2 separate regions of the Homo sapiens genome follow, and region 2 is linked to region 1. Evidence: chromatin loops called from intact Hi-C (ENCODE). Cell type or tissue: breast epithelium. All regions are shown on one strand.

What was found. Hi-C counts contacts between places; a loop is a spot of excess contacts. Peaks named below come from ENCODE experiments on the same cell type or tissue, not always from the same donor. Only the 100,000 strongest peaks of a DNase experiment are listed, where the experiment ranks them.
Region 2: it touches region 1 in a loop (23-fold over the local background); 1 of 110 quality-filtered maps calls a loop at or near these places.

The regions. Positions count from the first base shown.
Region 1 is chr14:51,405,399-51,410,398 of GRCh38, reverse strand. It overlaps a transcript of FRMD6 not described here. Among named protein-coding and RNA genes, the nearest start is that of LINC02310, 11 kb to the right of the region's middle. In breast epithelium, no CTCF peak of the experiment used is centred here; no DNase peak of the experiment used is centred here.
Region 2 is chr14:51,919,912-51,924,911 of GRCh38, reverse strand. All of the region lies in intron 2 of GNG2 (G protein subunit gamma 2), which reads right to left. Among named protein-coding and RNA genes, the nearest start is that of GNG2, 62 kb to the right of the region's middle. In breast epithelium, no CTCF peak of the experiment used is centred here; a DNase peak (open chromatin) is centred at 2,025; H3K4me3 peaks cover 864 bases; H3K27ac peaks cover 298 bases.

The DNA of each region.
Region 1 (5,000 bases):
TCCATGGTTTCTCCATAGGTATGACAGAAAAATGAGCCTCCTTTACAATTCCTTGGGCAATCTGAAGAAAATTCAGTAAAACAAGTTGACTCCTGGCTTTGAGACTAAATAACCTATAGATACAGGTGAAAACAGGAGACAGTACTCACACTGTAGTGGTCAGGGACACGGAATCAGCAAATGCTAGATTCTTTACAGAGAAAAGCCACTTTTTTAATGCCAATTTTGGGAAGACTTTTTCCTCCAAATACCAAATATTCCTAAGCTTTTTTGTTGGGATAATTTGTTTCAGAAAAAGATCTGAAACTAATTTGTACAAAAGCATAAGACAGATAGCAACATAACAAAGTAGTTCTCCATTGAAACACTGAGTAATAATTCTCTCTTCTTCCATCCCAAGATTTACATTCAAGAAGTTTGAGATATGACCTGTGATCAGCATTTTAGCAAGGATGCCAGATGATTTTCAAGGAGATGGTCTAAGATGGCACTGTGAAACATACTGCGTTGGGCCGGGCGTGGTGGCTCACACCTGTAATCCCAGCACTTTGGAAGCCTGGCGTGCATGGATCACTTGAGCCAAGGAGTCCTGGGCAACATGGCAAAGCCTTATTTCTAAGAAAAATACAAAAATGAGCAGGGCATGATGGTGTGTGCCTGTGGTCCCAGCTACTCAGGATACTGAAGTGGGAGGATCAATTGAGTCTGGGAGGTTGAGGCTACAGTGATCCAAAATTGTACCACTGCACCCCAACCTGGGTGATAGAGTGAGACGCTGTGTCAAAAAATAATAACAATAAATAAGGAAATAAAAGAAATACTGCCTTAACATGCTTTTAAGCATGGGCATTTGCATTTTAACAAGAATTAAAGCCTGAAGTTAGAGGAGTAAAGATGATATCCACTTCTCAATGGTGGGCTAGAGACCTTGACCAATTCTACTGCTGGAAACAACTAAAAATCCTGAATGAAAGACCTTTCAGCATCTTTTTAGAATAGTTGATGAGCTATCCAGAAAACAAGACATTCTCTGAGGCAAAAAAAAAAAAAAAAAAAAAGCAAAAAACTTAATTTAAAACAAGAGTCTTGAAGAGTAAGTCGAGCACTTAGGCTGGCTTTTGCTCTGAGGGATTTGTCAACTCAGGTGAAACTGAGCATTGGTTTTCCTATCGCGAAGGATTGGAGGAAGAAGAAGCACAGATCTGCACACAGAGGGTCAGAAGGCTAATAGGAGACCCCCATGAATGCTTACAAGAGGTTCATGCTCAGGTAAGGAGTAGACTAAAAATAAACCTGCCCCCATCCCTGTGAAATGTGAGAAAAACTGTCTCTCTCAAACTGTGGGATGGTGAGAAGGAGAAAAAGTCCCTGTCGAGTATTCTTAGCCAAAAGCTATTATAGATTTTGTATACCTTCACGCTACCTAGGATATCCAAAAATCCTCAAGGTGAATTTTTACTTTAAAGTGTTCGAAGTTTGTAGTAGCCCAGGAACCTGAGGAAATCAATTCTCTCTGATGAAAACCATTTGGATCCTTGTGCAAAAAATTGCCAAAGATAAACTTTTCAAAATAGGAGCTCATATTAAAAACTCCCCAAATGCCAGAAAACAAGCTTCCATTAAAGGAAGCAGAAAAATAAAGAACTGAAAATTAGACACACAATATATAGATATTAAAATTATTGGACACACAATAGAAAATACTTTACATGTTTAAAGAAATAAAAGATAACCTCAAAAATATGAGCAGGAGAGTAAAACGATTATGAAGAAGAGGCTATAAAGGGATTGTAATATGAGTAAAAGGGAAGAGACTACAAAAATGACTAAGCCTATCTGAAAAGTTGATTTGACAGAGTTGAAAAGAGCATTAGCAAGCTGGAAGAGAGATCAGAAGAAATTATCCAGAATACAACATATAGAAATAAATACACAGAAATTTCAAAAGAGAAGTTAAGAGTTATGTAATATAGACTATGGTATATGTTAACATAAATTCAAGCAGTATTCCTGAAGGACAGTAAGGAGTTGAGAGAAAATAAGGAGAAAACAATATTAAAGAATTAATAAAATTAGCCAGGTGTGGTGGCGCATGTCTGTAGTCCCAGCTACTAGGGGTGCTGAGGTGAGAGGATCACCCGAGCTTAGGAGGAGGTAGAGGCTGCAGTGGGTCATGACTGTACCACTGCACTCCAGCCTGGGCAACAGAGTGATATTGTATTTGTAAAAAAAAAAAAAAGAATAGCTGAGAATTTTCCAATACTAATAAAAGACAGCAATGTGAAGACTCAGAATGCTCTATAAATCCCAGTTAAAATAAGTTTTAAAATGTCCATAGATTAAGACAACCTAGTCAAATTCCAGAACACTAAAGATTGAAAAGAAAGCATTAAAAGCAGCCATAGTCTTCTACCTAAAGAACAATAAAGGAATGCTATAGAGTTTATGCCCATAAATTTGAGAACTAAGATAATTCAGTAGAAAAATTCACTGAAATACACAAACTGCCAAAGCATATATAAAGCATTTATGATAATTACCCAAATTAAATGAACCATAAAGAACATCTCATGTTCTCTGCTAATCAGGCAATTAAGTTAGAAATCAATAATACAATCATAATGAGATGACATCCTCATGTTTGGAAATTAAGAAACACTTCTAAATTATTTATAGGTCAAAGAACAAATCAAAATGAAAATTAGAAAAATATTTTAAACTGAATTTTTTAAGTCTACTTGCCAAATATAGAAAGCAGTAATAAATATTCATATGAGAAAAGAAAAAATTGACAAATTCCTTTTTTAATGTATATTACCAAAATGGACCCAAGAAGAAACAGAAAAGTTAAATGATTCTATACCCATGAAAAAAATTAAATTTCACAAATAAAACTGGTGAAATTTTATTTTTCACCAATTTTGAATGTTTGGTAATATTTGTTAGTGAAGCCAATATTTGGATGGCTTCACTAACAAAAATTACCAAACATTCAAGAAAAAATAATCCTAATTACACAAACTATTCCAGAATATTGAAAAAGAGGAATACCTTCCATTTCATTTTATGAGGTTAGCATTACCTTGATATTCCAACTTTGCAAGGACAATATGAAAAAAGAATATTACATGCCAATCTTACTGTTGAACACAGATGCAAAATCCAAACAAAATATGAGCTAATCAAATACAATAATAAATAAAATGGATGTTACAATCACAATTACTTTAACATTTAAAAAAAATAATACTACATGGTAAATTATATTATACATTTTCCTTATTATCAGAGGTTCTAGTCAGTCCTAGGAAATGTGGAAACTTAGAAAAAAATTCACATTAATTGCAGTTAATATAACTATCCATGTGGAAAGTTTCAATGAACGCTCAAATAAATAATTAGAACTAGTAACAGTTTATCAAGTTTGTCTGATACAAAAATCTATATGTAAATATCACTTGCATTTTTTAACACCAACAACAAGGTGTTCTAAAATGAGATTTTAAACAATATTATTTATAATAGCATTAAAAATATAAAGCAATATATCTAACAAGATGCACAAGGCCTTCATAGAGAAAATGACAAAGCATTATTTGAAAGACTGCCTTTTGTATGCATGTGGTTATGTATATATTTGGACAAGCTTGGTTTACAAATACATATGGAAGTAGTGAGGATAATCTTGAAGAATAATTAGGCTGGGGTGGAGGATCTAATTAGTATAACAATCAATGTACAAAAATCACTAGCATTTTTATATACCAACAACAGCCAAGCTGAGAGCCAAATCAGGCAGGCAATCCCACTCACAATTGCCACAAAATGACTAAAATACCTAGGAATACAGCTAACCAGGGAGGTGAAAGACCTCTACAATGAGAATTACAAAATACTGTTCAAAGAAATCAGAAAACACATAAACAAATAGAAAACATCGCATGCTCATGGCTAGGAAGAATCAATATCATTAAAATGGCCATATTGCCCACAGCAATTTACAGGTTCAATGCTATTCCTATCATTACCAATAACATTCTTCACAGAACTAAAAAAAAACTAAAAATTCTTAAGGAACCAAAAAAGAGCATGAATAGCCAAGGTAATCCTAAGCAAAAAGAACAAAGCTGAAGGTATCATATTACCCAACATCAAACTATACTACAGGGCTACAGTAACCAAAACATCATGGTACTGGTACAAAAACAGGGATATAGACCAGTGGAACAGAATAGCCTAAAAATAAGACCGCTCACCTATGACCATCTCTTTGACAAACTTGACAAAAACAAGCAATGGGGAAAGGATTCCCTATTAAATAAATGATGCTGGGATAACTCACTAGCCATATGCAGAAGATTGAAACCAGCCCTCTTCCTTACACCATATACAAAAATCTACTCAAGATAGATTAAAGACTTATATGTAAAACCCAAAACTGTAAAAACCCTGGAAGACAACCTAGGCAATACCATCCTGGTCATAGGAACAGGCAGAGATTTTATAACAAAGACACCAAAAACAATCACAACAAAAGCAAGAATTGACAAGAGGGATCTAATTAAACTAAAGAGCTTCTGCACAGCAAAAGAAACGATCAACAGAGTAAACAGACAACCTACAGAATGGGAGAAAATATTTGCAAACCATGCATCTGGAAAAGGTCTAACATCCAGCATCTATAAGGAATTTAAACAAATATACAAGAGAAAACAAATATACAAGAGAAAACAAATAACCCCATTAAAAAGTGGGCAGAGGACGTGAACTGACACATTTCAAAAGAAGACATACATGCGGTAAACAAACATTTGAAAAAAAAAACTCAAGTCACTGATCATTAGAGAAATGCAAATCAAAATCACAGTGAGATACCATCTCACACCAGTCAAAATGGCTATTATTAAAAGTCAGAAAATAACAGATGCTGGTGAACTTACAGATGCTGGAATAACAGATGCTGGAGAATAACAGATGCTGGAGAAAAGGGAACACTTATA
Region 2 (5,000 bases), 510 kb before region 1:
CTGTACACAGCGCAAGCTTAACAACTGCTGTGTGTTATTAGGATGATGAACACAAGAGCAGAGATGACAGGCAGCATTGTCAGACGTGCACGAGGACAGGATGTTTTCTAGATGCTAAGTGAGACCAGTGTTTACCTCCAATTATTTACACTTTCAGTAGGTCCTGGCTTTGGAAAATACCATGCTCAGAACTGTAATATAGTAGTACTGTGTCTCAGTCTATGTATTGCGGCTTGCCTAACAAGTTAAGATGAATCTCATCATGGAATTTTCTCCTTAGAGCAACTTAGCTTGTCAAGGGCTGTTTCTTCCTCAAGGTTCCTCTGCTGAATCTCAGAGCAGAAGTTTGTTGTGGCATTGACTCTCTTCCTCTTCCTTCTTGCCTCTGACCTGCTGTATTATACCTTCAAATAGCAAAGACTCTCACTGAGGTAACACATATTGGCCCAATCTTCCTAAATGTTTTATATTTCAAAACTACCTCTCCCATCCCATTCTTCTCTATTAACTAATCTCAACTCAAATGAATAAGCCTGATGATGTACTACTAATTTCAGGTAAAATGATTGGTAGTGATGACTGATATATAAATAGTACTTCACAATTTAATAGGGGTCTTCCATGTATAGTATGCCATTTTGACTTCATAGCTATTCTGTGATATTTAGGTGGGTGTTATCATTCCTATTTTCAGATTAAGAAACCGGGCTCAAGTGAATTAGCTGGCTTGCTCTAGTCTACAAAACTGTTAAGGGACCTCAGTTAGGAACCCAAAGCTGCTTCTGTGGTCTGTGAAGCCAATCTCAATATGATGTTAGTGGCTTAATTTATAAGGTATGAATGACCAATAGCTTAAGCCTATCAATAAATATGCACATTTAAAGAGAGACCTGAAAAGGATCATAATTTTATAACTACAGAATGAAGACTGGGGTAGGAAGTACAAATTCCAACATCTCTGAGCAGAGAATCTTTCTGAGTTTTGTTGCCCGTTCCTGCTGACCCGCATGATCAGCCCTAGGCAGAGGTGTCCCAGAGTCTGTTGAAGCTAAAGCTGAGTCCACCCCTACCCCAGGGAATCTGGGATCCTTTCCTGTCACAAGCAAGGGTTGTATTCCATTTGTATCTTAAATTCATATACATTTTACATTCTATTCCATGTCTATATACATAGTTTTAAATAAAATAAAGTGAAACTTTTACCATATTAATCTTGGCACATGGTTGCAATTTCTCCATTTAAGAAAGTGCTAAGATAGCATGAAATCCATTTAAGGTCAGCCAAACAAATATTTATTCATTAAATCAAATGAAGAACATATGTCTGTGTGTGTGTGTGTGTGTATTGTGTGTTTGTATATATATGTGTATATGTGTATATATATACACATATATATACACATACACACACACATACATATATTTGCCAATACAGAATATAAAATGTAAACATGTATATATATATATATTTGTGTATGTATGGGGAAAAGTGAACACTAACCATCCAATTTCACAGTTTCAAAAAATGTGAATCTCTACACCAACCCTCTCTTAACCTCTACAGTTCAAATCCAAATCTCAAACTTTCTGATTTGAATTTGCTTATCCCTATGTAATTCTAACTTAAGACCTAAGACCAAAAGGGAATCCTCTTTGAAATGCTCCCTCTCACTCTGGGCACCATCCTGAAGGTTCCAACAGAAAGGGCAACACATCAGCTTATCATGGCAGCAATTCGCCAGTCCACAACAGAAAAAAGCCTTAGACAGGCTCCAAGCATTTCCTGCTTAATGCCTATTTTCTCTGCTCAGTTGTCATTTTTAAATAACGGTATTTTGTGAAAAACAAAACCACCCTGTACGTGGGAAACCATAAAGAAAGTTATTTGCTAGAAAGAACTGCCTTGCTAACAAAACGTATGTTGGCACGTTTAAAGACAGAGCTCCTGGGGCTGCCTTGAGTAAGTCTTGCTGAAAGTGTCTGCATGGCATTATACACAAGGCTTTCCCTTCTCCTCTGCCCCCACCCTGCAGCCTTGGAAATTTGCAGTTGCAATCTTTGACTGGACTCTATTGAGACTTTCCACCCCCGGCTGCTCAGGAAACACATACCAGCAAACAGAATGAAAGGGCCTTTTATAAGCACGAGTCCGTTATGTCTTAAACAGACTCCCACAGAAAGGCTTTTTTGTTTCTTACTCTTTAGGAAAAACTGAGCTCCTTCTGAAAAGTCTTTGGAGAGAGAGAAGAAACCGAAGACAGGGAGAAGGCTCAAGGGAGGAAGATAGGCTAGGGACAAAGGAGGGGCAATGGAAATTGTCAGAGAGGTTGAACTCTACTTTTCTAAGGTAAAAGCGACAGTGTTGGATAGCCTCTGGTAGGGGTAGGGGTCAGGGTGTGGTTGTCAGGGCTAAGAGGGGAGTTGGCTGCTACTACCCCTTGGAGTCTTCCCCCTCGCCAACTACCACCATCCCCAAAAGAGGGAGTCATCCATAGCAAAAAACACTGAGAGACTCTAGTGCTCTGGTCTCCAGAAAAGTTTCAGGAAACTAGATTTTTGCTAAGTAAACTTAATTTCTTGTCTTCTTCTTCTCCTTTTCCTTTTATCTAAAAAGCTACATTTTCTGTTTTACAAGATCCACAAGCAATTTCTTTCCCATGATAGCATCCTAGTTTCTCACAGAAAAAGTAGTTTCTCTCTCTTTTATAAGAAAGCATAATCTCCATTATTTCAGACATCCCCAAATCACAATAGTCTGAATTGTCAGAGTTTTAGCTGTCAGAAGATTACACAAACACGCATATACACACAGAAAGTGGAAGAAATGTAAAAGTCTTATTAGTTCATTCTTTATTAAACATTTAATAACCACTTATAATATAACAGAGTCCAGGTGGTATCATTTATGAAGAAAATGCTAAAGAAAATAGTGCAAAGGAACAAAATGATAGTTTCAGAGATTTGGGTGTATTAAGAAATGAAGAGAAAATGATGCTGTTTATTGCAAATCTGTATGGGTTTAATTAAAACAGAATCTCTGTGATACACTAAGTCAGCTGAAGTTAATGCTTATACATTTTTAATGAATTTTTTCATAATTTGAAAAATCCTTTTCAAGTTTAATTTATGAGGTCTCATGTTGCTTAAGTAGAGCAAAAACCCATTGGCATAAGAGCATCCACCTCTCAGCCTCTGAAGTAATGGCATTGATTTCTCCTGCTTTGTTGTCCTGGCCGCAGGTGTGAAAGCATTATGAAGTAAGCACTAGTTCAATATCCTGTGTGCACCCCATCCTCAGGGGCTTAATTACCTGCCTGTGTCCCAAGGAAGAAGAGAGTCCCTGTGGGCATGAAATAAAGCATTCTATGGTTTGGGCCTTCTTCCAACAATAAAAAGTTGTGCTTTAAAACATGCCTAACACAAAGCAGGTTTGGTAAGAATTGTGGAAATGTCAATTATTGGTTCCCAAACACTATTTTGTTTATATGTTCACTCCAGGGTCTCGAGTATTCTGCCTCTTCTGGAGTCCAGGCTTTAGAAGAGGTGACCTTCTTTCAGGGAATAGTAATAGCAGTTAACACTTCTTACATACCATAATGCAGGCCCTAAGTACTTTACTAGATTAATTCACTGAATTCTCACAACACTATGCGGTGCATACTATCTTATCTCCCATCTTACAGTTTTGGAACGGGAGGCACAGAGAAGTTAAGAAATGTACTTAGTCACATAGCTGGTAGGTGACAGAGCTGGGATTTCAACCCTCACAATCTGGTTCCCAAGTCTGTACCTTTTTTCACTATACAATACAGCCTTTTAGGACACTGAATATGAAAGGACCTCAGAGATGACCTCATCTTAATTCTCTAATTTTATAGGAGAAAGAATGAGATTCAATGAAATTAAGTGACTTATCCAGAGGAATATGATGAGTTCTTGGCAATGTTTGCAGCAGAACCAAAATCACTCTAATCCTAATGAAATGTGTAAACACCACACCCTTCACCCCACCCAAAGAACTCAGGTTCTCCTAAGCAGCCCAGCTCCCATGTTTCCATGGCCCCAACAGTTGCAATTTATTGGGGCTATGGAAATTCATGATGTCTTGGTTGAGAAAGATCAACATCTGTACTGGCAGTAACACAGGTAAAATTCATGGTGAAGGCATCTTCCACTGCCTACATAGAATGAAATGGAAAGAGGGAATAAGAACCATTCAAGGAACATTATTCTAAGAGCTCAAAATCTCCGATGCTCACCTAGACCTTTCCATTTATAAATTCTCTCCAAAGTCAGTCTTTCCAATTGTATCTCATAGTTTCATGGCATTCTGTTCCTATTGTTCAGAGTACTTCTGTATCATAATTTGTAATTATATTCTGCCTTCTGTATCCGTAAAGTCAACCAACCATAGATTGAAAATATTTGGAAAAAATGGATGGTTACGTCTGTACTGAATATGTACAGACTTTTTTCTTGTAATTATTTTCTAAAAATATAGTATAATAACTATTTACTTATATTGTATTAGGTATTATAATTATTATAATTATTATATTGTATTAGGTATTATAAATAATCTAGAGATGATTTAAAGTATAGGGGAGGGTTTGTATAAGTTACATGCAAATACCGTTGTCCCTTGATATCTTCAGGGGATTGGTTTCAGGACCCCTGTGGATACCAAAATCTGAGGATGCTCAAGTCTTGCAGTCAGTCCTGCGTTAGTTCCAGATATGGTCCTCAGTATCTGCAGGTTCTACATCCCACAAATACCATATTTTTGATCCAACATTGGTTGAATTCTCAGATGCAGAACCCTCAGATACAAAGGGCCAGCTCTACAATATCATTTTATACAGGGACTTGAGTATCCATGGATTTTGGTCTCCAAGGGGGTTCCTAGAATCAATCCCCAACAGATACAGAGGGACAACGGTTTATATCTAATTGTGTATGTGTTTAGTTCTGCTCCCCAGCTAGACAGTACACTCCATGAC